Regions from separate parts of the Homo sapiens genome. Here all the other regions are linked to region 1. Evidence: chromatin contacts called from ENCODE Hi-C or POLR2A ChIA-PET data. All regions are on one chromosome and are shown on one strand. The core of a region is the stretch at or near the end of the contact, and the rest is flanking DNA. Distances in the headings are between cores, read along the strand shown.

Region 1 (5,089 bases), core at 475-2,974:
TGGGAGGGCTGACGAGACACCAGCCCAGAGAGCTGTCAGGGAGCGGCAGAGCAGAGGAGAGGGCCCAGGATGGATCGGCAGGTGTCAGCCAGGATGGACGGGAGGAGCCGTGCTCAGAGCCAGCAGCCCCAGGACGAGCAGCTCCTGGCTAGGAACAGAAGACAGGCACTGTGGGACAAGTCAAAGGTAAAACCTAAGAGCTCACCGCAAGATACAAAGAAGCCCAGAGCCAACGACGCCCCAGCTCTGAACTGGAGACGGGACAGAGGCTGAGTTTTGAGAGCAGGAGGGAGTGGAGCTGCTGGCTTGGTTGTGGGGTCTGGAGCCAATGGGGTGTTGGCTGCCCAGGGTGCAGGGCCCTAAGTTGAATACTGATGTGAAGCTATACATTAAGAGAATGATTCTTCAAAGCTCCTTAGACATTAATAACAGATTATTAGTGAGAGTTAATATGTCAGTTTCTAGGATTCCTTTTGATCTTATTGTTGTCCACATGTTTAAAAGATTGAAAAATACTATTTGTGAAGAATGGCTTGAAAGTCTAGATTAGATATACTAGTGACTTTTCCAACACTAACAGTTTACATTCTGGAACATGAAACATATTTCATACTTTAATTCAGTCACCCAACACTGACTATTAAGCATGTTCCTTGTCCTTGAGAAAGTCATAGCTAGGATAAGAGTAGGGACAGGATATAAAGGGACAGATATAAACTTAATAATAACTATAATGTAAATGCGATACATATTTTAAAAGAGGTTAGTCTAACATGTTTATAGAACATCAAAGGCAGATATTGTTATGGCAGAGGATCAGGGAACTGAAAAATAAGTCATGGAACCGTCACCAAGCAATGATGGTTACAACTTTTGTTTGTTGTTTGGTTGGTTTTTGTTTCCTTAAGTTTATTTTTAAATAGAGATGGGATCTTGCTATGTTGCCCAGGCTGGTCTTGAACTCCTGGCCTCAAGCAATCCTCCTGCCTCAGCCTCCTAAAGTGCTGAGATTACAGGCATGAGCCACTGCGCCCGGCCAATGGTTAAACTTTTGAGGGATGAGCCAGAATTTGATGGGCTGTTTTGGGTGGGAAAGTTGCTCCAGGCGGAGAGGTCAGCGTGGACGGATGGAAGGATTTTGTCCTATTCGTTGGAATAAGGAACATTCAGTGGTACACATTGGCTAACGCAGAGGTTTCCAGCCAATGCAATCAGAATCCATTGCCTGCAACTTGTGGCTTGCTGCATGGACAGGCAACAAAAGGCATATGTCCTAGAACAACCTGAGCATGTGGTGTGGTTTAAGTAAGCTTAACCTGAAGGTCCAGTGGTTCCCAAATTTTTCCAGGTGTCAGAATCATTTGAGGAGCTTTTCAAAATAAATTCTCAGCCAACATCCTTCCCCACTACCACCACCCAACCTGACTCAGTGGCCCAGGGCAGGGGAGGATCTTTATTTTTCTAAACATTTTCCATGTGATTAGATGCCACAGGCCCTGGGTGTTTGGGAACCACTGAAGGGGGATGGACCCTGGAAATTGTGCATCATGTTTTGACGTTGTCAGTTCCTGTGACCCAGCTCTTTCCCTCTGTGTGCATCTCCGTGGCCTGAGCTCTTGGGGTTCACCCATAGTTTCAGCCCACAGAGCAGCAGCCCGTGACAGCTGCTCCCAGCTGTGAACACGAGCTGCCCGCCTGGGCTTGCCATTTCTGTTTTTAAGATGGGAAGTCAGAATGGCTTATCTCAACTCTGAGGAAGTCTGAGCCATCAGCAAGAGGTTTTCTCAAATACATGATTTTAGCAGATTATTTTAAGGGTGGGGGAATTTCCCTGAAGTCAAGGGAGGGGAAATTCCCCACCAAGGAGTGATGCTGGGTGGGAGATGCTGGTCGGGAACCAGCTGCTCATTAGCTAGGCAGTGTTGGAGAGTGCCTCATGAAAATAGCTAAATCTATGTCTCCTTGTTGTCAAGTGCCTGATGTTTAAGGGCTGTGTTAGATCTCACCTCCCTTTCATTTAACAGAACACCTCAACCTCCACCCTGTTATCACACCCTCACCAGGACTACCCTCCCCCACTTATCAGTCAGGGGCTTTTTTTTTCCTGATGTCTTCTCTAACTGTATTTGTAACAATCCTTCCAATTTAAAAAAATGACACCTCCTCTATGGCTACCACATTGTTCTCTGTAGTAGTTCCTAAAGCTAAAAGTGGCCAGGGCTGAAAATGGGGACTGGGGCATTCTACTCACTGACAGCTGCAGCCAGGAGGAAAGCAGAGAGGGGGAGGAAAATGAGACATTTGTGTAAGGGATGGACTGGGGAAGGACCAATGCAGCCCCAGGAATCAGGGGCCCCCAGAGGGCAGTGTTTCTAGGAGTGATGGTTAACCATGGTTATTGAACAAGAGCATTATAAATTCACTTTATTACATTTTTGGAATTGATAGTACTCTGTGGAACAGATGTGTTCTCTTGGAATTGTCCCCAGTCAGAGAGGCGCTGATGGTCAGCACGCAGTTTTGATGACCAAGGGTGTGCTCCTTCTACCTGACTGAAGCTGCGGGAAGTGTTGTAGAAAGAGCCTGCTCTGTCTGCTCTCATATTGATTGTATGTAGGCATTTGGGGTTTTAAAACTGATTTCAATTTGGAGCAGTCTTTGCTTCTTGTTTACAAGATCGTTTCCAAAAATGGCTTTTTGGGCAAGGTGCAGTGGCTCACGCCTGTAATCCCAGCACTTTGGGAAGCCAAGGCAGGTGGATCACCTGAGGTCAGGAGTTTGAGACCAGCCTGGCCAACATGGCGAAACCCCATCTCTACTAAAAATACAAAAATTAGCTGGATGTGATGGCACGCACCTGTAATCTCAGCTACTCGGTAGTCTTAGGCAGGAGAATCTCTGGAACCCTGGAGGCAAAGGCTGCAGTGAGCTGAGATCGCGCCACAGCACTCCAGCCTGGGCGACAGAGCAAGACCTTGTCCCTCACCCCTCCCCCAAAAAATGTTTTTTCCACACCAATTTTTTCAACAAAAGAAACTACGGTTGGTGAGAATGTGGAGAAATTGGAACTGTTGCGCACTGTTGGTGGGAATGTGAAATGATGCAGCCATGTGGAAAACAGTATGGAGAGTCCTCCAAAAATTAAAACTAGAACTACCATTTGATCAAGTATGCTAAAGAGTTGTAAGCAGGGTCTCAAAAAGATAGTAGCACATTACTCACAATAGCCAAGTAGTAAAAGGAGCCCAAATGTTCACCCACAAACAGGTAAACAGAATGTGGTGTGTATACTCACAATGGAATATTTTTGGTTTTTTCCTTTTTTAAAAATCAATGGAAGTGCTAACCAAACAATGGAATATTATATAGTGTTTAAAAAGAAGGAAGTTCTAACACTTGGTACACATGAATGGATGTCAAGGACATTATGCTTAGTGAAATGAACCAGCCATAAAAGGACATATACTGTATGATCCCATTCATATGAAGTATCTAAAGTAGTCAACATCATAGAAACAGAAAGTGGAAAGGTGGTTGCCAAGGAACAGGAGAGGAAGAAGAGGAAGTTGGTGTTTAATATGTGTGGCCGTTCTGCAAGATGAAAAAGTTCTGTCGTACAAGAGTGTGAATATACTTGACACTGCTGAACTGGAACTGTGTGCTTAAAAAGGGTTAAGATGGTAAAAGAAAGGAAGAAAGAAACAATAAAATTTACTTTTTAATTATTATAATACATTCATTTCTCCTGATTTTGGTGACATACATTTTGAGAATTTATAATAGCTTTACAGCGTCAAAATTCCCTTAGATAAGAAGTCATCATTATTAACTTTCATCTGTAGTTGAGGTTCAAAGCCTATTGAAGTTAGTGAGGAATGGAACATGTAGAGGTGAAGAAGGCAGCAGCACCGGCCTGTGGGTCTGGCCATTGTGAGGAACTCTGCCCAGCAGAGCTGGCATTGACACGCTGTGGACTACTACATCTAAGATTTTTCAGCTGAACTGCAAATTGCTATTTCCCCATCAGCAATTCGTAATTCAATTGAACAATGTCTACTGAGAGTATGTGACACTTTAAAAAGTGTTCAAGTAGAGTGGAGTCAGATTACAGAGAAGATATACCGTAAAAGAATTTTGTTATGAAGCAATAGACAACTCGCATGTCATTTCTTGTGACATCATAAAACCACTGTTTTAAGAAGTTCACCTTGGGCCGGGCGCGGTGGCTTACGCCTGTAATCCTAGCACTTTGGGAGGCCGAGGCGGGCGGATCACAAGGTCAGGAGATCGAGACCATCCTGGCTAACATGGTGAAACCACGTCTCTACTAAAAATACAAAAAATTAGCTGGGTGTGGTGGCGGGCGCCTGTAGTCCCAGCTACTCGGGAGGCTGAGGCAGGAGAATGGCGTGAACCTAGGAGGCGGAGCTTGCAGTGACCCGAGATCGCGCCATTGCACTCCAGCCTGGGCAACAGAGCAAGACTCCGTCTCAAAAAAAAAAAAAAAAAAAGAAGAAGTTCACCTTGGAAGTAATATATAGGATGGCTTGGGGAGGGAAACAGAGTCATGAAGACTGGCTGAGGGATTTTTCTAGCTAGAATCTCAGATGAGCACAGGGGTGGGAGTCAGAGAGACCTGGGTTCCTATCCTGGTTCGGACCCAGCCCCTGTATAGCCCTGATAAATGACTCAACTTCTTGGAACCTCAGTTTCCACATCAGCAATTTGCAGTTCAATTGGAAATCACATACTGAGTGCCTTCTGTATGCCAGGTACTATGCTAGGGGCTGGGAAGACAAAAATCAAACGTCTGTCCTTTCCTTTAAGTCTGTCCTGTCCTTTAAGATGGTAAGCGACCTAGACAGTAAGCGTGGGGAATCATAGAAAACCACCAGGCCTGGACGAAGCATCAAAGCATAGCACAAAGATTCTTCCTGTCTAGACATCAGACACTGAGAAATCCCACTCCATAAAACACACTTGAATTATGGGACAGGAACACAGGAGTCATTAACTTTAAGGGACTTTAAAATCGTGAAAGTAGTTAGGGTGGTGAAGGGAAAAGGATACAACCAGAAAATGGAATCAG
Region 2 (5,226 bases), core at 906-3,405, 310 kb before region 1:
AGTTGAGATTGCTGGATAAGTAAATACTATGATATGTTAATGTCATCTGTCAGGCAGTGGACTTAATTCAAGTTTGGATAATTGAGAGTAATAACATTCAAGCCTAATACAGTAATATGCACATTTTATATAAAATATTAGGGCTTTGGGAGGCCAAGGCAGGAGGATAGCTTGAGGCCAGGAATTCAGTAACAGTCTGGGCAACATAACAACACCTCCATCTCTGCAAAAATAGAGAAAGAAATTATCCAGGCATGGTGGTGCCTGTAGTCCCAGCTATTTGGGAGGCTGATGCAAGATGATCACTTGAGCCCAGGAGTTGGAAGCTGCAGTGGGCTATGGTCCCATCTCTGCACTTCAGCCTGGGAGACAGAGCAAGACTTTGTCTCAAAAAAGATTATATATATATATGTGTGTGTGTGTGTGTGTGTGTGTGTGTGTGTGTGTATAATTTTATTATTAACTAAATATAAATATGTGTTTAACAAATATATATAAATGTTTGACATATAATTTTAAAATTACAGTTAATAAATTCTACTGATAACAAACCACATTAGTTAGATTTTTTTTAACATACAATTCTTCAAGAATAAACTTGATGCCATTGTCAGCAAACTGAACTGCCACCCAGCTTTACTTTATGTTTATTTTCCTTTATACTTCTATTTACCTATGGCTTCTGGTAAGGCATCCAACCTAATTATTCACTAGATTTTTAGTCAACACTTAGTATGTACCAATCCTTGTTTTCATCACCAGGAGCGCAAAATTGACAACGCTCCTTGAGGCATTTGATCTAATTGGATGGCATTAGATGGCTCATGTCTAAGTGATTTCGAGTGCCCTCTCCTCTCCTTGGGCCTTTGGCAATGTCTGTAGGTGTTTTTGATTGTTATAAATAGGGGTTAAGGAACAAATGTGCTCCTGGCATCTGGTAGGTGGAGTCCAGGAATGCTGCCAAACATTCTGCTGTGCACAGAACAACCCCCTAGCAAAGAACGATCTGACTCCAAATGTCCATAGTGCTGAGATGGAGAAACACCGCCTAGAAGGAATGATGAACACAGAAACAGATGAGTCTGAAACAAGGGGATAAATACAGTAAAAAATTGATAGTCTATTACTAGAGTACCATTAGTACTGTTAGTGGCTCTTCTATTAGTAGAAAGCTTGTTTTTGAAGATGTATTCCTTCCTGTATAGTTCCATAGCTACATTAAAACATTTTTATCGTGGAAGATTTTAAGCATGCAAAAAATAAAAGAGTTAAACTCATTTTCCACCTTCAGCCATTACCAACTTCATCAATTTTGTTTCATATGTACTCACCCCCTCCCACTTTGACAGGTTATTCTAAAACAAACTTGCACATCATATACTTTAATTTGCAACCACTTCAAGTGTATACCTCAAAGAGATAAGACATTCTTTTCAAAAATACAACTCTTTATTTTTAATCACAGCAAAAACATTCCTTAATGCATGGATACATTCTTTACATGACAAAACAAGAACAAAAACAAAAGACCCCATGGGTTTTTTGGTTTGATGTTATTAAGACATCTGTCCCATCTCCCTCCCTGTATCTTTATCTTGAGTTGAGCAGGAGAGGTATTGAAATCTTTCTTCTTTTATGTATCTTGTTGATTGGTGGCATATCTATCAGAGTACTCCATGCTGACCGACGCTACCTGGGCAGTGATTTAACCTGCAAACTTTGCCGATTTCTGTATGTTAGGGGTTTGGACCGGTGCTTGTTTTAGTGTGCCTGGCACAGGATTTTTGTCTGACTTGGCCCCAGCCTGCGCACTGACTGCCCATCCCGCACCCCATGACCAAGTTTTCCCTGGATACATGATTTTTTTTAACTGGCAGGCCCCCAAGTGATACTTTTCTCTGTCTTTGTACCAGTTGATTCTAACAACAGACTTTTTCTCTGGAGACTGACATCCCTCACAGAATGGTGGCAACTACCCTAATGGCTTTTAAAGGGTCAACCCTTGCCTACCATTTTAGAAAGCAAATTTTGTTCTTGAAAGATGTTCAGAAACAAATGGGGGAAAAAGCAAGCAGTAAACAAATGTATAAGAATATGCTAACAACTCAGAACAAAACTGAAACCAAAAGTTCATTTACCAGGATCAGAAACACAAACAAAGACTTTTTATCTATTCTGGCAAGTCATTTCTAGTAAAAAGACAGTTTGCGTGACTTGCCAGAATACATAAAAAGTCTTTTATAGTCCCAGAAGGGATACGAGAGCCTTTACTACAGTGACTTAACCCACTCAGGTCCTAAATAAGCTCAACAGACAGCTGCTATCAAAGGAAGGAAGCCTGACCTGAGAGATGTACCTGGGTAGAAAAAAGGCAATCCGCGGAAGTACAGCTCAATTGTGTGTACCTCGTCTTGTCCCAAAGGTTGCCGATCTGTTTTAAAGGTACCCTTGTTTCATCCCACTTCTGACCACAGAGTATGTCAACCTAAAAAAAAAGACACTTAAGAATCTTACTTCCAGATATGTTGAATTTATTCAGGAGTGGAAAAAGTGGTTTATCAGAGATTCACAGAGTGGCAACCCACAAGTGCCATCTGCTGAAAGGTAAAGGGACGCTTTTTTTTAGCAGGAAGAGAGAGGTTCATGTAACCTACTTAGGAACAGAGTTTATTGGTTCCAAAGGCATGAAGTCAGAGTTGTCATCAGTTTATCGGCGGAGATGCTGTTACTGGGGCAAGTATTCCTTAGAGTATTTTATTGGAATTATTACAGCCCTAAAGAGTGTCTAGTAATGCACTTTTTTTTTAGTTAAATGAGATATATTATTACAATTAATTTTACCTACTTTCTATTTTTCTTTTTTTTTTTTTTGAGATGGAGTCTTGCTCTGTCACCCAGGCTGGAGTGCAATGACACAATCTCGGCTCACTGCAACCTCCACCTCCTGGGTTCAAGCAGTTCTCCTGCCTCAGCCTCCCAAGTAGCTGGGACTATTGGCGTGTGCCATCAAGCCTGGCTAACTTTTTTGTATTTTTAATAGAGACGGGGTTTCACTGTGTTAGCCAGGATGGTCTCGAACTCCTGACTTTGTGATCCACCGGCCTCGGCCTCCCAAAGTGCTGGGATTACAGGAGTGAACCACCATGCCCGGCCTTTTTAAAATTATTATTATACTTTAAGTTATTGGATACATGTGCAGAATGTGCAGGTACCATGGTGGTTTGCTGCACTCATCAACCTGTCATCTACATTAGGTATTTCTCCTAATGCTATCCTTCCCCTAGACCCCCACCCTGCGACAGGCCCCAGTGTGTGATGTTCCCCTCCCTGTGTCCACATGTCCTCATTGTTCAACTCCCACTTATGAGTGAGAACATGTGTTTGATTTTCTGTTCCATGTGTGTTTGTTGAGAATGATGGTGTCCAGCTTCATCCATGTACCCGCAAAGGACATGAACTCATCCTTTCTTATGGCTGCATAGTATTCTATGGTGTATATGTGCCCCCATTTTCTTTATCCAGTCTATCATTGATGGGCATTTGGGTTGGTTCCAAGTCTTTGCTATTGCGAACAGTGCTGCAATAAACATACATGATGCATTTTTTTTTTCAGACTGAGTCTTGCTCTGTTGCCCAGGCTGGAGTGCAGTGGTGTAGTCTCTGCTCACTGCAACCTCTGCCTTCTGGGTTCAAGCGATTCTCCTGCCTCAGCCTCTGGAGTAGCTGGGATTACAGGTGTGCACCACCACCCTCAGCTAATTTCTGTATTTTTAGTAGAGACGGGGTTTCAACATGTTGGCCAGGCTGGTCTTGAACTCCTGACCTCAAATAATCTGCCCACCTTGGCCTCCCAGAGTACTGAGATTACAGGCGTGGGCCACCACGCCCAGCCTAGTGATACAGTTTCTACAGTCATTTGTCATTTGAAGCAAATTGGAAAGGTGAAAAAGCTCGATAAGTTGGTGCCTCGTGAACTGACTGAAAATTTAAAAAAAGAAAATCACCATTTTGAGGTGTCGTTTTCTCTCATTCTATGCAGCAACAATGAACCATTTCTTGATTGGATTGTGATGTGACGAAAAGTGGATTTTATACGACAACCGGCAATGACCAGCTCAGTGGTTGGACCAAGAAGACGCTCCAAGGCACTTCCCAAAGCCAAACTTGCACCAAAAAAGGTTATGGTCACTATTTGGTGGTCGTCGGCTCGTCTGATCCACTGCAGCTTTCTGAATGCCAGTGAAACCATTGCCTCTGAGGAGTGTACTCAGCAAATTGATGACATGCACTGAAAACTCCAGCGCCTGCAGGCAGCATTGATCAACAGAAAAGCCCAATTCTTCTTCATGACAGCACCTGACCACATGTCACACAACTCACGCTTTAAAAGTTGAACAAATTGGGCTACGAAGTTTCACCTCATCTGCCGTATTCACCTGATCTCTCGCCAACTGACTACTACTTATTCGAGCATCTTGACAACTCTTTGCAGGGAAAATGCTTTCAGGACCAGCAGGATGCAGAAAATGCTTTCAAGAGTTTATTGAATCCTGAAGAATGGATTTTTACACTATAGAAATAAACAGACTGGGCGCAGTGGCTCACGCCTGTAATCTCAGCACTTTGGGAGGCCAAGGCAGCCAGATCACCTGAGGTGAGGAGTGCGAGACCAGCATGACCAACATGGAGAAACCCCGTCTCTACTAAAAATACAAAATTAGCCAGGCGTGGTGGTGCATGCCTGTAATCCCAGCTACTTGGGAGGCTGAGGAAGGAGAATCACTTGAACCCAGGAGGCGGAGGTTGTGAGCTGAGATTGCACCACTGCATTCCAGCCTGGGCAGCAAGAGTGAAAGTCCATCTCAGAGAGGAAAAAAAAAAAAAAAGGAAAAAGAAAAGAAAAAAAAAAACTTATTTCTCATTGACAAAAATGTGTTGGTTGTAATGGTTCCTATTTTGATTAATAAAGATGTTTGAGCCTAGTTATAATGATTTAAAATTCACAGTCCAAACTGCTGTTACTTTTGCACCAACCTAAAAATACTTGTATACGTGTGAAACATGCCAGACTTCCAAGACAGGAGATGTGTGACAGATGTGAAGGGATTTCTTGGGAGGTGTTTAGGAAGCCTTTGGAAGCAGTTCTTATCTCAGACATGCAAGCACGAGCCTCCTCTTTTGTGCATTCCCAGCCCTGTTTTGTCAGCGTCTGAAAAGAGTGATTCC
Region 3 (4,616 bases), core at 1,836-4,335, 500 kb before region 1:
TATAGTCCCAGCTACTCAGGAGGCTGAGGTAAGAAGGATCACCTGAGCCTGGGAGCAGAGGTGGCAGTGAGCTGAGATCACACCACTGTACTCCAGCCTGGGTGACAGAGTGAGACTCTGTCTCAAAAACAAAACAAAACAAAAACCCACACAAAGTAGTATGGCAGATGTAATGTTAAGGACAAACAAAATATTAACTAGGAGCACATCTCTTCAGTATGCTAACCTCGACTGTTAATGTAATTTATATGTAATATTAAAAAACCCCTGGAAATACAGGATTGTGTCTATCAAAAGCAAATCTACTAGCAGAGCAGGGATGTAACTGACTCAAATGGAAATACATTTATTAGATGAGACATAGAAAGGTAACATGGATCTAATTAAGACAAATGAAAAACAACCACCACAGAACCAGAACCAACAAATACTTGCTCTTTTTCTTCCCAGTCAAAACTCTTTAACATTGCTTTTTCTCTCTCCTCCAACATCTGCTGAGAAAATGGTAAATTGCCCCGTCATTCTAAAGGAACCCATGCTAACATTGGGAAAGTGTCAGAGAAGTTAACACAGAAAATAAGGACGTCCATGGTCAGGAGAGTCAGCCCAGGACAGCAACGGGGCCTCTGTAGGAACAGGTACTGTGTCTGAACCCTGATCAGGCAGCTCTGGGAGTCAATGAAACCCCTGAGGCACACGACAAGAAGGGTTCTGTTTTTGTTTTCATGATAATCATAAGTCCTTCAGTAAAGGAGGTGTGTCTGCATAGGATCAGGGAAAATCCATGAAAGGAAAAATGGAAAAGGACATGAGTGCCCTTTGTAGACCATGAGATTTTCTCTCCAGGCATAGAGTACAACAAAAAGTGATGCAGAAAGGACAGTAACTTCTCAATGGGAAGGAGTCCAAGGGCAGGTGTATCACCAACAGATTGCACACAAGTGTGCAAGGAAGCAGGTGTGTGGGGGGAGGGCTATAACTGGGCTTTGTGGGCAGAGGCTCCATTCCTGTAGGGGCTCATAGCTTTAGAACCCAGGTCTCCGCCTGCCGTGGGGAATCAGGCAGCCAGCACCTCTACCCTGTTAGATAAACTTGCAATACAAAAAGGAGAGGGACAAATGGGACAATTTGATGTCACATACGGCTGCTATGGTCCCTTCCAAAACTCATGTTGAAACTTAATCCCCAAAGCAGCAGTATTGAGAGGTGGGGCCTTTAAGAGGTGACCGGATCATGAGGGCCCTGACTTCATAAACAGACTATCATGGGAGTGGGACTGGTGGCTTTATAAGAAGAGGAAGAGAGACCTGAGCTAGCCCATGAGCACACTCAGCACCCTTGCCATGTGAGGCCCTTTCCCATCTTGGGACTCTGCGGCGTCCCCACCAGCAGGAGGGCTCTCACCAGATGCAGATCCTCAACCTTGGATTTACATGCCTCCATTACTGTAAAAAATAAACTCCTCTTTGTAAATTACCCGGTTTCAGGTATTCTGTTATAAGCAACAGAAAATGGGCTAGGAAAGGGCCTACTGACTTCTTTCATTAAACAGGCAAGCAGAACCCTGGAATGGCTTCCTCAGACCATGTCCTGCTCAGACTTCACTTCCTGTCACTCTCCCGTTGTTCACTGTGCTCCAGACATGCCACTGACTTGCTGGTCCAGTAGCCTCCAGGTAAGCTCCTGATCCTAGCTCTCTCCTCTCTGCCTCAGATACTCTTCCCCCAGGTCGATCCATATGGCTCATTCTCACTTTCCTCAATGTCTTTTTAAATTACGCTTCTTCAACAAGACCTTCTCTGATGAGTAAAAAAAGGGGAGGGGGTCAGGATGCTGTCTCAGTGCCAATTCCAGGCACAATTGGAACAACCGGTTTCACTGCTGTCCCCCTGCCCCCAGGCAGCTGGGACCTCAGCATCGAAGTCTGTGCAGATGAACTCCCACTCCATACCCTCTTGCTCAATCAGGGCCTAACTCCCCTGCCTGCCAGCTTGGCCTCCCCCAGGTGCTCTCTGGTGTGGCTGATGTCCTGCAATTGGGCTGGAGTCCTCACCTTCAGAGCCACTCACCCACCACCAGAGACCGCCACTGCCCCCTCCCCATTAATCTAATCAGCCAGCACCTGGGATTATTTCAGTGGGAAGATTTATTGAAGAGGGGGTAGAACACACGAGTTTATTATTTTCTAATGAGTTTGTATTGTCCCTTTACAGTCTTCATAGAGAAAACTGGAGAGGCTGTCCTAACTTCACCTCAGCATTGGCCGTGGCAGCGAGGGCCTGCCCTGTGTCTTGTGCGTGCTCACCACCCTTTCCTCTGTACCTCTGCATGGCGCATAAACACTAGGCACAGAGACTTGAAAATCATCCATCTTTCCAAACCTCACTGAATTCACAACTGGCCAGCACTAGAGAGGACCCTGACCTCATGGCTGCACAGTCACTGGGGGGTGCAGACAGTAAATCCGGGATCACTGGACAGTCACACTGCAACAAGTGCTATGGGAATGCAGGCTCTGCACTTACCGGCTGCACAGCCAACACCAGATCCCACAACCACCCTGACCGTGGCCACACCCACCTCCTAGGGCTATGGCATGGGCTAAAGGAGAGAAGGGAAGGGAAAAGTGTGCACTGTGCTGGTCCTCGGGATGGTCCAGTTTGTCAGCTGCTAACAGAATCCTTTCTAAGCAGGGTGGACATCAGACACCTCTTTGTATCAGTGACTAGTGGGGTGTCTTCAATAAATATTTACACAAACAATGATAAAAGGAGCAAGAATATTAGACATAAATGACTATAATTTGGAAACAGTTTACATCTGTAAGTTCAAATTCTTTTTCTATAATTAACCAGTTTCAAAAATCAGTAAAATTATAAAGTTATCAACAAATAGGTAACATGTAACTAATTTGCTGACTACACACACACACACACACACACACACACACACACACACATCTGCATTTCTGAAGTGACAAAACAAAATTAAAATAATACTGCTATTAGCTTCTCATAAGCTTAGGCCAAGGTGTATGTGAAATACTGAAGAATGCATGACTCCTACACAGACTCTTCCCTAACAGTCATGTTTCATCTGAAACCCGTGAAATGTGGTGTTTGCACAGCCACATCCTCATTTCAGTGTCTCTTACCTATTAACCCTTACCTAATAACTCTAAATGATTCACTCAACTTCCTTGGTTTGAATAATTGCTGCTCCCCAAACTTATTTTCTCATTTTAATGGTGAAAGATCCCCCTAAGATCCTATTAAAAAGTACATCCTATTAACTTTCCTTTACATTGCCTAAGAGGTAAAAAGCCAGACGTGTGCAATTAGGAGGTGTGTCTTACGAAGGATTATGCTCCTGCTAAGATGAAACTAAATTAATAAAGACAATAAAAACAACTTCACCTCCAGGAATCCGTAACAACTGCCCCCCCACTTCCCATGTAAAGGCATTCCAGAGCTTATTAACTGCACATTCTAAAGGATAGCCCAGGGCTTGTGACAGTATGTCATTTGCAGGTCATGTTACCACCTGTATTTTGTTCAGAATAACTGACAGAAATAAAGAATGTGACTGAGCCACCGAAATGACTAAGGCTGCCTGCATTCTATCAACATGTGATCAATCCTCCCTGATTGTCTCATCTGAAGAATTTCCAAAATTCCTGATGCAAGAGTTTTTAGCAATTTTTTTTTAACAACAACAACAAAAAAAACGGCTACAGTTGTGGCTGAAATATATGGAAAACTTGGGTAATGCCAAACAGTACATATTATGGAAATTTAAAAAACATATTAGATAAAAATATTCAATACCATTAGTTAAAAGTAGTATTCACTATAAATAATGCTGCTGCGCTGAAGTATTCTTACAATTATTAGTATAAAAAGAGAATCAACTAGCATTACTTTAAAATGCTATAATATTATAGGTATTTTATATATAGAAGCTCTGTAAGAGCTTTCTTCTCACATCTCCTAAGTTTGAAGGTTTGAGGTGTAATGTTAAAAGGATCTGTGGTGAATGACAACTTGTTGAAGGCTGAGGTGAGCTGATGGCCTCATATTTCCTTCTAGATCTATAGGTTACAACGTTAAACCTAATCCCTCAGAACACTAGCCAGAACACCCTTCCCAGGAAAGCTGGTCTCTAACTTCTATGGCAATTCAGTCTCCCTCTTCCTGGGAAGGAATGGAGGCATTGAGTGTGGCCCATCACAGCCCTTCCCTGCTCTAAGACAGTGACTCTTCTTTAAAAAATTGAGATAAACATCACATACCATATAATTCACTCTTTTCAAGTGTACACTTAAATGGTTTTCAGTATATTCACAAAATTGTGCAACTTTAAAAAACTGAGATAAACATCACACACCATATAATTCACTCTTTTCAAGTGTACACTTTAATGGTTTTCAGTATATTCACAAAATTGTGCAACCATCGTCACTAACTCCAGCACATTTTCTCACTCCCAAGAGAAACCCCGGGCCCATTCGCTGTCCCTCTCCATTCCTCCTTCCTTCAGCTCCTGGTAACCACTGATCTATTTTCTGTCTCTATGGATTTACCTGTTCTGGACATTTCATATAAATGAAATCACAC
Region 4 (4,952 bases), core at 489-2,988, 340 kb after region 1:
ACCAGCCTGGCCAACAGGGTGAAACCACATCTCTACGAAAAATACAAAAATTAGCCAGGCGTGGTGGCGGGCACCTGTAATCCCAGCTACTTGGGAGGCTGAGGCAGGAGAATTCCTGGAACTCGGGAGGTGGAACTTGCAGTGAATCAAAATCGCACCACCGTACTCCAGCCTGGGCAACAGAGTGAGACTTCATCTCAAAAAAAAAAAAAAAAAAAAGAAAGAAAGAAAGAAAAGAAAACACATTTGAAGACATAGCAGCAGCCAACATATAAATACACTGGAGATAACTGAAAATTTAACTTTGGTTGTTAAGTTAATGTGTTCTTACTTAGACTTAAAAATAAATCTGTCCTCGTTAAGTTTAAAATATCCCGAGGCAGGAAATCAAGACATTTTTAAATTTCTGGCATTTTTAAATTTCTGGCAGTTGATCTATAGGAATCTGGATTTCTGTCAATCACGTACTGCCAAGTAACAAAGCGCCTCGGGATGCAGATGCACCTGCGTCTGGGAGGCTGCCTGGCTTCCATTTCACATGTTAGTATTTCCCAGAGGAGCCTGCTGCTCCCACTGACTCCTACATTATAGGTTAAAAGGTGGCTTATTGCCTGTTTCACACACTTCTAAAAGGATCATGCTGGCACTAATATTTCCCTACTGACAAGAACCTCTGGGAGCCTCTGTGCCTGAAGAGTAGGGGGCAGGGCCCTGCCTGCTCCTCACAGGGAAGCCCTGGCCTCCACATATCTGTGGGCCTATGACCCACCTTGTGTGGGCAGCGGCTCTGGGACAAATGCCTCAGCATTTCCGTGTTTGGGGCCCTCCCTACCCTGATCCTTCCTATTCTTCCCCAGCATGGAAGAATAGGACAGACAGCGGAATTCAGTAGAGCCTCGGGCCATTGCCCCACCGACATTCCTTCCTTCCAGTCTCTTGACACACACCGCATTTTAGTTCCCTGACAGTCAACCAGGACAGCAGCACCCACTTGCCAAGAACAGTGCAACCTCTGTGAACACCCTCCCCTATCACACACTGACAACCAAGGACGGCCCAGGCTCCATAAGGAAACCCTCCACCACCACACACCCAACACCAAGGATGGCCCAGCCCCCACAGGACACCCTTCACCACCACACACCCACCACCCAAGCCTCTAGAACTTCCCAAGCACATATGATGCAGGAGGAAGATGAGACAATAGATGCAAAGATGTCTCCACCATGGTTTTGATGATTGCTGGGCCTTCTCACCTAGGAAAGAGTCATACACTCATATCACTCCTGCAGAGGGCTTCAACCTGCCATAGAAAGGGACGTAATGGGACTGTGCTTTGAAGGACACTTATGCCCCAACCCGGACAGTGGTGAAATACACGAGGTGTTTCCATTACACACACAGGGAAGGCCAGGGCCTAATGAAAACTCCCCGCCAAGGAGAAGCTCTGTGGGGTCCCGGCTGCCTCTTTCATGACAAAGACAGCCTGAGAAGCACAGAGGGCTCACCACTGGCTCTGCCACTTCCTGGCTGAGGGGCCCTGACCAAGTCTTTGAAGTCTCTGCACCTCAGTTTCCGTGTTAGTACAACAAGCGTGATTCATGCACGTGCTTGGAGGGCTGCAGTTAGAATAAGAAATCCCACACAGGAAGCTCTGCTGTGTGGCTGGGATCCCGGAAGTAACAGGCTTGTTAGTTGATTATTTGCATTTTGAGGTAGTTCTGAGGTCACAGACAGTGAGGGATCCCACCCTTAATATGAAAGGTGTGGACAATACAGCCAGCAGCAGCAGCTGCAGAACGCCGCTGAGGTGACACCTGAGTCCTCTGTGAAGTCCCCTTTTCTCGCCAGGCGTGCGCAGAGGCCTGGGGGTGTCTGTAGTTTATCTGGGGCCTGAGGAAGCCTCATCCAGACACAGGCCTGGCCCCACACCCCAGCTCCACACATGTGAGCTGTTCCGCCAGAGAGCAGGAGGACTAGAACAAGGCCACCTCCGTTCTCCTGGGAGCTAAAAATGAAAAGAGGCACTGGGCAAAAGCACTTGTTTTTGTCGATAGCAACACTTGTGCACAATTTTGAATCAATAACAAACATGTTCACAGCCAAAAACATGCCGGAATGCATCAACCCTTCATTATCTATGTGTGGATTGCCTATTTTGTTAAGTAGCATGTGTTTTTAACTTTAAAATTATGTTCAAATTTTACTGTATAGTATTCTCTACCTAAACTTCTTTACACAGCATTAAAGTTTCATAACTTCAAAATGCCCACCATTCATATCTTAGTATGTTCTTTCGTTTCTCTTTAGCGACCAAAGGTAAATACTAAATCCCGTGGTCAGCATGAGCATATCTTGTGTTCTGATGTTCTGTTCTTCTTTTTTTTTTTTTTTCTTTACTTTTTGAGACAAAGTCTCACTCCGTTGCTCAGGCTGAAGTGAAGTTGCACAATCATAGCTTACTACAGCCTCTATCCCCTGCACTCAAGCAATCCTTCTGCCTCAGCTTCAGGAGTAACTGAGACTACAGGCAGGTGCCACCACACCTAGCTAACTGTTTTCTTTTTCTTCCTTTTTTTTTTTTTTTTTTTTTTGAGAAACGAGTTCTCGCAATGTTGCCTAGTTCTCGAGCTCCTGGCCTCCAGCAATCCCCCTGCCTTGGTCTCCCTAAGTTCTGGGATTACAGGCGTGAACCACCATACCCGGCCTGTTCTGTTTTGTTTTGTTTTTACATTTTTTCCTTATAATAACTTTCCCCATATCTAAACAGGAGAATATTAGTTTTTACTTGGACTTTTTAACTATATATTATTGGATTACAGGGAAATGTTTTTTTCTTGTCAGTTATTTCATTGTAATATTTTTTTATAGGCGGTGTTATTATGTTATAGGGTTTGAGTGAATTGTGGGTTTTGGTTATATTTTCAGGTTGCTTTCCAAAATTATCATGCCAGATGTGTCTAACCCTGGAGCCTAGATTGGGTTCCCCACCCCAAGGCCACACACAGCTGAGAGGGCCTCAGCCTCCCAAGTAGCTGGGACTACAGGCACCCACCACCATGCCTGGTTAATTTTTTATATTTTTTAGTAGAGATGGGGTTTCACCGTGTTAGCCAGAATGGTCTCCATCTCCTGACCGCATGATCCGCCCGCCTCAACCTCCCAAAGTGCTGGGATTACAGGCGTGGGCAACCATGCCCGGCCTATATATCTATATTCTTATACCCATTTACCGACCTCTCTTCATCTCCCTACTTTGCTACCCTTTCCCAGGCTCTAGTAACCACCAATCTACTCTCACCCTCTATGAGATGAACTTTTTAGTTCCCACAAATGAGTGAGAATGTGTGATATTTGTCTTTCTGTGCCTGGCTTGTTTCACCTGAGATAATGACCTCCAGTTCCATCCATGTGGCTGCAAATGACAGGATCTCTTTCTTTCTTCTGGCTGAATAGTTATTGCATTGCATATATGTACCAAATTCTCTTTATTAATTCATCCATTGATGAACACCGAGGTTGATTCCATGTCTTGCCTATTGCGAATAGTGCTGCAATGAACATGGGGATGCAGATATCTCAGGGAGAGAATTTTGATCATTCCAGGAAGCAGGCAGGAGGCAAATAATTGAAGGAATTTGGATCATAATCCAAAAGACACAAAAATCCCAAATGCCATAATCCAGAATTTTAAAATCTGGAAGGACCAAAATTCCTAAAGATCAAAACCCTTAACTTCTAAGTCCCTAAAGTCTAAAATCCCTAACATCTAAAATTCTAATCACGGGATAGCCGCACCACAGTGCCTTGTGCAGGCTGTGCAGGAGGCGTGTATGAGCGCCAAATTGACAAGGGGCGACCATTTTAGGCATCAATGTGACTGAATTAAGGAATATCTAGAAACCTGGTAAAGCATTATTTTGGGTGCATCTGTGACAGTGTTTCCAGAGGGGATTAGGGTGTGAGCATGAGTGGACTAGGTAGGAAAGATCCACTCTCAATGTTGGCGGGCACTATCCCGTCAGTTGGGGCCCAGAGAGAACAAATTCGGAAGGAGAATTGGTCTCACCCTGAGAGCTGGGAAAGGATTTTCTTCTATTGCCTGGGACACTGGAACTCCAGGCTTGCCAGCCTTTGGACTTCAAGACTCAAACACTAGCCACCCCTTGGGTCCTGAGGCTTTCAGCCTGAGCCAGGCTACCAGCACCCCAGGTTGACTCTGTATTGCATATGTACACAAAAACTTTGAAACTTCCTCAACAAATGAAGAGATTTTGTTTTTGTACATCTGCATTTGGGAAAAGGTGAAATTTCTCAAGATCTCAGCTCTTTGGGGGACTGCAGTGGTGACCTATTATATTTTTAATTGATTTCATCATAAAATTTCTCAAGATTTCAACTCTGTGCAGGACTGTGGCAGTGACCTATTGTGGTTCTTGATTAAACTCATCAAGGCTTAGATTGTCCGTCACAGTTGTTTGTTTGTTGTTTTTTGAGACAGAGTTGCGCTCTTGTCGCACAGGCTGGAGTGCAATGGTGTGATCTCGGCTCACTGCAACCTTCACCTTCTGGGTTCAAGCAATTCTCCTGCCTCAGCCTCCCGAGTTGCTGGGATTATGGGTGCCCACCACCAGACCCGGCTGATTTTTTGTATTTTTAGTAGAGATGGGATTTCATCATGTTGGCCAGGCTGGTCAACTCCTGACCTCAGGTTATCCACCCGCCTCGGCCTCCAAAAGTGCTGGGATTACAGGCATGAGCCACCGTTCCTGGCCTGTCACAGTATTTCACTTACAAACCTGGGTGCACACAGTTAGCAACCATAGTGATAAATGTTTGTAAATTTCCCTTTTTGACGTTTTTTTTTTTTTTTTTTTTGAGATGCAGTCTCGCTCTGTCCCCCAGGCTGGAGTGCAGTGGCACGATCTTGGCTCACTGGAAGCTCCGCCTCC
Region 5 (5,106 bases), core at 1-2,500, 480 kb before region 1:
TGTGTACTTTATGTACATTATATCTCAATAAAAATGTAAAAACATTTCTCAGTAAATATTTATTGGGTACATACTACTAACTGTTCAGGGCCCTGGGAAAACAATAAACAAATCAGAAATGAGCCATGCTGTTCTTTGAGGTTCACTCCAGTTGGGAAGATAGAAATGAATCAAATGGCATCAATACATTATAAACTGAGATGACCCATCTTAAGGGAAGGACCCCAGCCCTGGGAGACTGTAACAGAGGCTGGCCAGGTCTGGAGAAATGATGGTTCAAGCAGAAGGCAAAGGGAGCAGAAAGAGAGCACTCCAGGCAGCAGAAACAAGTGCCAAGACTCCAGTGCCAAAGGAAGCAGGCTGTGTCCTGCTGGAGGAAGCTTGGGTGACCAGACCACGCAGGAACTTGCAAGTGGGCAAAGGACTCTGGCCTTTAGCTTAAGATCAATGGAAGCCATTGAGGGTTTTAAGGGAAGGGACGTCACACTCAAATCTGTATTTAGAAAAGACCTCACTAATGTTGTGTGGATTTGAGAGTTGTATAGCAGATACTTCCTAGGACGCTCATTAGGGGAAGACTGTGAGTCCAGTCTAGAGCTGCTCTATCCATGAGAAAAGGCAAGAAGAATATTAAGAGGAGGAAGTGACTGAGAACTGCAGATTTTATGTCTTTAAATTTATGTTGAACCGAGGTAATTCATCTTCAAATCAGTGTGATATAGTACCCCAGGCTGCCTCCAGAGAAAGGGACCTGAGGAGGAGGGAGACTGTATTGTAAAGCTTTTGACACCCTGTGATTTTTTAATCATGCATATGTATTACTTACTCAACATAAAATTAAAATTAAAAATTAACAACACTCAACTGGAGCCTTCCTCATATTGCTAACGCTGCCTTAACTCCCTGTTGGTGATAAGGCATAAAGGTAAAGAGGCATCACAATGGTCCCTGTGTCCGGCTCTCATTCCTTGTGAGTAAAAACGGGACTTACCTCAGAAAATTACCAGAGAAAACGCTTCCTGAAATAGAAACAGCCTAAATCTAAAAGACACATGTGCATCATTTAAGATACAAAAGTTTACCTGGTAAAGAAATAACTTCTACTAATAGCCTGGATTTTTAGTTCCTTATATCTAGCTTGTCAAATTGCAGGCCGAGAAGAAAAAAAGGGCAGCATTATTCATGAAAACCAAGACAAAAATGAAAGTTGGTGATTTGGCTCAAAGGACCATATTAAAAAAACAACCGGGTAGTCATAATTTCCTCATGTTTTAAATCACTGAAATCTAGAGTTGCAGCTGTCCCACAAACTGAAACCATATAAATTTTTAGAAAATGAGTCAATCATGAGATTAAAGTTTCAATTTATAACACTTCTGTGTTTTAGTTACAAAGTCATAAATAAACCTAGCATGACACAGAAAGTAAATATTTTTTCAGTTGTTTATGCAGGCAAAGAGGAAAGAAATTTAACATGCAATTAACCACTTAGGTGTTTCTAGATATGCACCATATGGTCTTTCTTCGTATTTAAGATAAAAACAAAAATAAATATTGTTTTCTTTAACCTGATGTTTGCTTAGCAACATCAAATATTCCAAGCTAGCTCAGCCCAGGCACTAACTTCACCTCATGGAAGAGACTTTCCATTTGCAGGAGAGCTGGGGCATAAGAATAGGAGGAAACTTCTTCCCCAGGGCGAAGAAAAAAAAAAAGAATAGGAGGAATAAGCATTTTTACCAAATAGTTTAAATTGAATACTCTGGAGAGAGAGCAGTAAATATTTAACCCGCCTGGGGCTCCAGTCCTATTGTTTAATAGACAATATATTTGTTTATACATTTAAAAACAGACCCTTATGCCATTCTTTCAACCAACATCTGAACAAGTGTGGGATAAAAATAGCCAAGGTCCAAAGCAACCCTAAGATTTCTGTATAAGGACTCCCCATATGATCACGGTTACTTACCTGTCTTAGTTTAAAAATAACTAATGGGAACAATCTGATTGACATTTTAATCTAGATGACAGAAATCACTTAATGGATAATTATTTTCTTATCTTCATGTCTTATCAACTATTCTAAAATTAACGCTTTTAAGGTAAAATCATTATATACTTGATGCTACATGAGGTCAATACGTGGTGCTACACTTTTATATTAACAACTGAAATAAAGTTGTAAAGTCACCCATGAACAGCTTTAAGATATACAGTTAAAATTAAAAACACAAAAACATTTGAGAAGCTGAGGTAGGAGGACCACTTGAGGCCAGGAGTTTAAGACTAGCCTGTGAAACATAGTGAAACCTCATCTCTACCAAAAAAAAAAAAAAAGCTGGGAGTGGGGTGTGGTGATGAGCGCCTGTAGTCCTAGCTACCTGGGAAACCGAGACAGGAGGGTCAGTTGAGCCTTGAGGTTAAGGCTGCAATGAGCCATAATCATGCCAATGCACTCCAGCCTAAGTGATGGAGCAAGACCCTGTCATACATATACACACACAATTGTTAATATGCTTGAGTGTTTAAATGTCACCTATCTTCATATATTATATATATATGTGTGTGTGTATATGTATATACATGTATGCTCTATATATCGAACAAAGAAGCTCTTAAAAATTGACTATCGGCAGGATGCAGTGAGTCACGCCTGTAATTCCAGCACTTTGGGAGGCCGAGGTGGGCGGATAACTTGAGGCCAGGAGTTCAAGACCAGCCTGGCCAATATGGCGAAACCACATCTCTACCAAAAATACAAAAATTATCAGGGCGGTGGTGCATGCCTGTAATCCCAGCTACTGGGGAGGCTGAGGCATGAGAATTGCTTGAACCGGGGAGGCAGAGGTTGCAGTAAGCTGGCATCGTTCCACTGCACTACAGCTTTGGCAACAGAGCGAGACTCCATCTCAAAAAAAAACCAAACAAACAAAAATTGACTATCAAGGGAATGAGAGAACAGGAAAGAAAAGAAACTCTAGTAGTAATAATATATTAAAGCATTAACACCAAAATTGTGCATAACAATGCCATTTTCTCATGGTAGGTTTTAAATTTTTCTTCTTTTTGGGACTACTAAAAAAAAAAAACAAAAAAACTCCACGTAGTAAATGTAACAGTACTCTCAAAATCTCTCTGCACTCTTCCATTATATTGATTTCATCTCCCTATTCTCATCTTTCCACATGGTTAAGAGGCATGTTTGAAAGTTAATCCGGATGAGCACACTATGTAAACAACAGGGTTCACCACTAGCTGCACTCCATCTCCAAGCTGGTACAGTGGTTACTTTCCTTTGCATACATAATCATGGTAACAGCAGTGTCAGCTTAAGAATCTTCTCTAGAAATCAAGCAATCTTAACATGGGAAGCCCTCAAATTACACATAAGTTATATGCTAAAAGTTCATTCACTATTCTGTTACTTGGGAACTCACAACACACATCCAAAACAAATGTTCTATAAGTGATGTTTCAAGCCACTATACAGCCAATGTAACCCTAAAATAATAGAAAGGAGCAGAGCATTATATTGTTGTGATTATAGCAGTAGAAACTGAAAAGAAAATGTTAAAAATTTTGGGTTTTGCTGGTACTTGAGAAAAGGCTGTTCCAATGAGAACATCATGCCAACCACACTGGCTGACCCAGTCTGTGCCCTTTGACGGACACACCTCTGGGTAATCTCCTCAATTTCCCCTCATCCTACACAGCAAACTCTCCCTGTTCCCTGCTGCCCCTTCCCACAGTTAGTACCTTCACTAGACTAATGACTCCCAAATCTACAGAGCTCCCACCTTGCTCTGTCTCCTGGGCTGTGGACCCACTGGCCCAACACTGTTCATCTCCACTTGGATATTCTACAGTCACATCAAATGAAATTCATCACCCATGCACTCCTCACTGCATGAAGCAGCTACCACCCCTCCTGTACTCTGTTTCTGAACGTCATCCCCACCCCCACAGATGGCTCATTTTATTAAAACAGTGGGTGTCATTCCCACTCCTTCTCTTTTATCACCACCTCCCAAACTAGCAAGCACCAAACACCCAGGTCTGTCTGCTGGCTGCCGTGAACCTCTAAAGCACTCCTCTATTCTGCCTGGTCATCTTGTTTCTTTAGCCTCCAGGAAAGCTTGCTGATGCACAACAAATAGGTGTAGGTTGCCACATCATCAAGAGTGAGGAAGAATGCAAGAGCCCTACAAAAACACAAAAGGTACCTTTTTCTCATTAATGTTTCAGGGAAGGAGCCTCCCTCTGGAAATTAAAAACGAGGATCCCAATATAGCCTCGGTATTAGTTGTATACGCATCAGAATGTCTCAATCTTTTCATCTTTTATGCTCAGTCTCTCTGCTCACAACTCAAAGCAATTTGATAGGCTTGAGAACTATTTTGCTTAATAACGAGATGTCTGACAGGACAGCCAGATATAATGATGAATTGGTTAGCAAATACACATCTAAAAGGCTATTTCGAATACAGGCTCCATGAGAGCAAGGATTCTGGTCTACTTTATTTACTGTTACATCCATTGCTTAGACCATGTGGTAGCACGTAGTAGGCACTTAATAAAAAGATAACACATACATATACATTATATCAATTATTAAAAATTTGTAGTTATCACAATATAAATACAAAAAGCAAATTATTGTACAACTATTTTAATTGGGATTTGAAATAGTTTTCTTTATGCTAAAAAACAAAAGTGTGTTTGCTCTTTGGAGTGTCTGACTAAATTCAGCACAATTTTTGGCAGTTTTTTTCTAAAAACAGTTTGTTACACATAGAAAATTATACTTAATATGAAATATATATCACTTCTACATAATTAGACTTAATAGAAATTAGTCTGAATAGAAACCAGTCTCCAGTAGCAGCAACCTTTCTCAACTAATACACCTTGAGTATACTGCAGCAAATCAGGTATATCTGATTATGTCCCCAATAAGTCTGCAGCACACACCTACTCAAAAAGATGGACAGGTAACCAATGTTTATAGATTATATAAATCCCCCGATATAGTCTAGATATGTGTCTTGGCCCAAATCTCATGTCAAATTGTAATCCACAACATTGGAGATAGGGCCTGGTAGGAGG

The links. Hi-C counts contacts between places; a loop is a spot of excess contacts on that map. ChIA-PET counts read pairs that join two places held with the same protein, here RNA polymerase II (POLR2A). Pooled maps may share reads with other maps.
Region 2: a loop to region 1 is called in a pooled map, with 8 times the contacts of the local background. The contact joins two enhancer-like sites. A Hi-C loop is called at or near these places in 2 of 168 maps with a recorded cell type or tissue (CD4-positive, alpha-beta memory T cell and naive thymus-derived CD4-positive, alpha-beta T cell), 3 of 37 single-sample maps with no recorded cell type and 10 of 50 pooled maps. POLR2A ChIA-PET finds 5 or more read pairs at or near these places in 2 of 52 experiments (OCI-LY7 and activated CD8-positive, alpha-beta T cell).
Region 3: a loop to region 1 is called in a pooled map, with 3 times the contacts of the local background. The contact joins two enhancer-like sites. A Hi-C loop is called at or near these places in 3 of 37 single-sample maps with no recorded cell type and 5 of 50 pooled maps.
Region 4: a loop to region 1 is called in a map of natural killer cell, with 11 times the contacts of the local background. The contact joins two enhancer-like sites. A Hi-C loop is called at or near these places in 1 of 168 maps with a recorded cell type or tissue (natural killer cell) and 9 of 50 pooled maps. POLR2A ChIA-PET finds 5 or more read pairs at or near these places in 2 of 52 experiments (activated T-cell and activated naive CD4-positive, alpha-beta T cell).
Region 5: a pooled map shows a loop between it and region 1 (2.9-fold over the local background). The contact joins two enhancer-like sites. A Hi-C loop is called at or near these places in 2 of 37 single-sample maps with no recorded cell type and 2 of 50 pooled maps.

The regions. Positions count from the first base shown.
Region 1 is chr13:24,272,952-24,278,040 of GRCh38, forward strand. All of the region lies in intron 4 of SPATA13 (spermatogenesis associated 13), which reads left to right. Among named protein-coding and RNA genes, the nearest start is that of SPATA13-AS1, 21 kb to the left of the region's middle. RefSeq lists enhancers at 1,670-1,959, 2,260-2,319. Within about 2 kb of position 1,725, at least 18 of the 41 ENCODE cell types and tissues checked have a DNase peak (open chromatin) inside an H3K27ac peak, as active enhancers do; they include natural killer cell, where a contact is called at or near this core.
Region 2 is chr13:23,964,601-23,969,826 of GRCh38, forward strand. It overlaps LOC105370115 (a long non-coding RNA gene), which reads left to right. Exons shown (of 5, transcript XR_941753.2): 5 at 4,040-4,899. Among named protein-coding and RNA genes, the nearest start is that of C1QTNF9B, 70 kb to the left of the region's middle. Within about 2 kb of position 2,156, at least 5 of the 41 ENCODE cell types and tissues checked have a DNase peak (open chromatin) inside an H3K27ac peak, as active enhancers do.
Region 3 is chr13:23,768,611-23,773,226 of GRCh38, forward strand. The region is part of intron 16 of MIPEP (mitochondrial intermediate peptidase); the gene reads right to left. Among named protein-coding and RNA genes, the nearest start is that of PCOTH, 120 kb to the right of the region's middle. Within about 2 kb of position 3,086, at least 3 of the 41 ENCODE cell types and tissues checked have a DNase peak (open chromatin) inside an H3K27ac peak, as active enhancers do.
Region 4 is chr13:24,617,038-24,621,989 of GRCh38, forward strand. No RefSeq gene overlaps it. Among named protein-coding and RNA genes, the nearest start is that of ATP12A, 61 kb to the right of the region's middle. Within about 2 kb of position 1,739, at least 7 of the 41 ENCODE cell types and tissues checked have a DNase peak (open chromatin) inside an H3K27ac peak, as active enhancers do; they include natural killer cell, where a contact is called at or near this core.
Region 5 is chr13:23,793,506-23,798,611 of GRCh38, forward strand. All of the region lies in intron 16 of MIPEP (mitochondrial intermediate peptidase), which reads right to left. Among named protein-coding and RNA genes, the nearest start is that of PCOTH, 93 kb to the right of the region's middle. Within about 2 kb of position 1,251, at least 5 of the 41 ENCODE cell types and tissues checked have a DNase peak (open chromatin) inside an H3K27ac peak, as active enhancers do.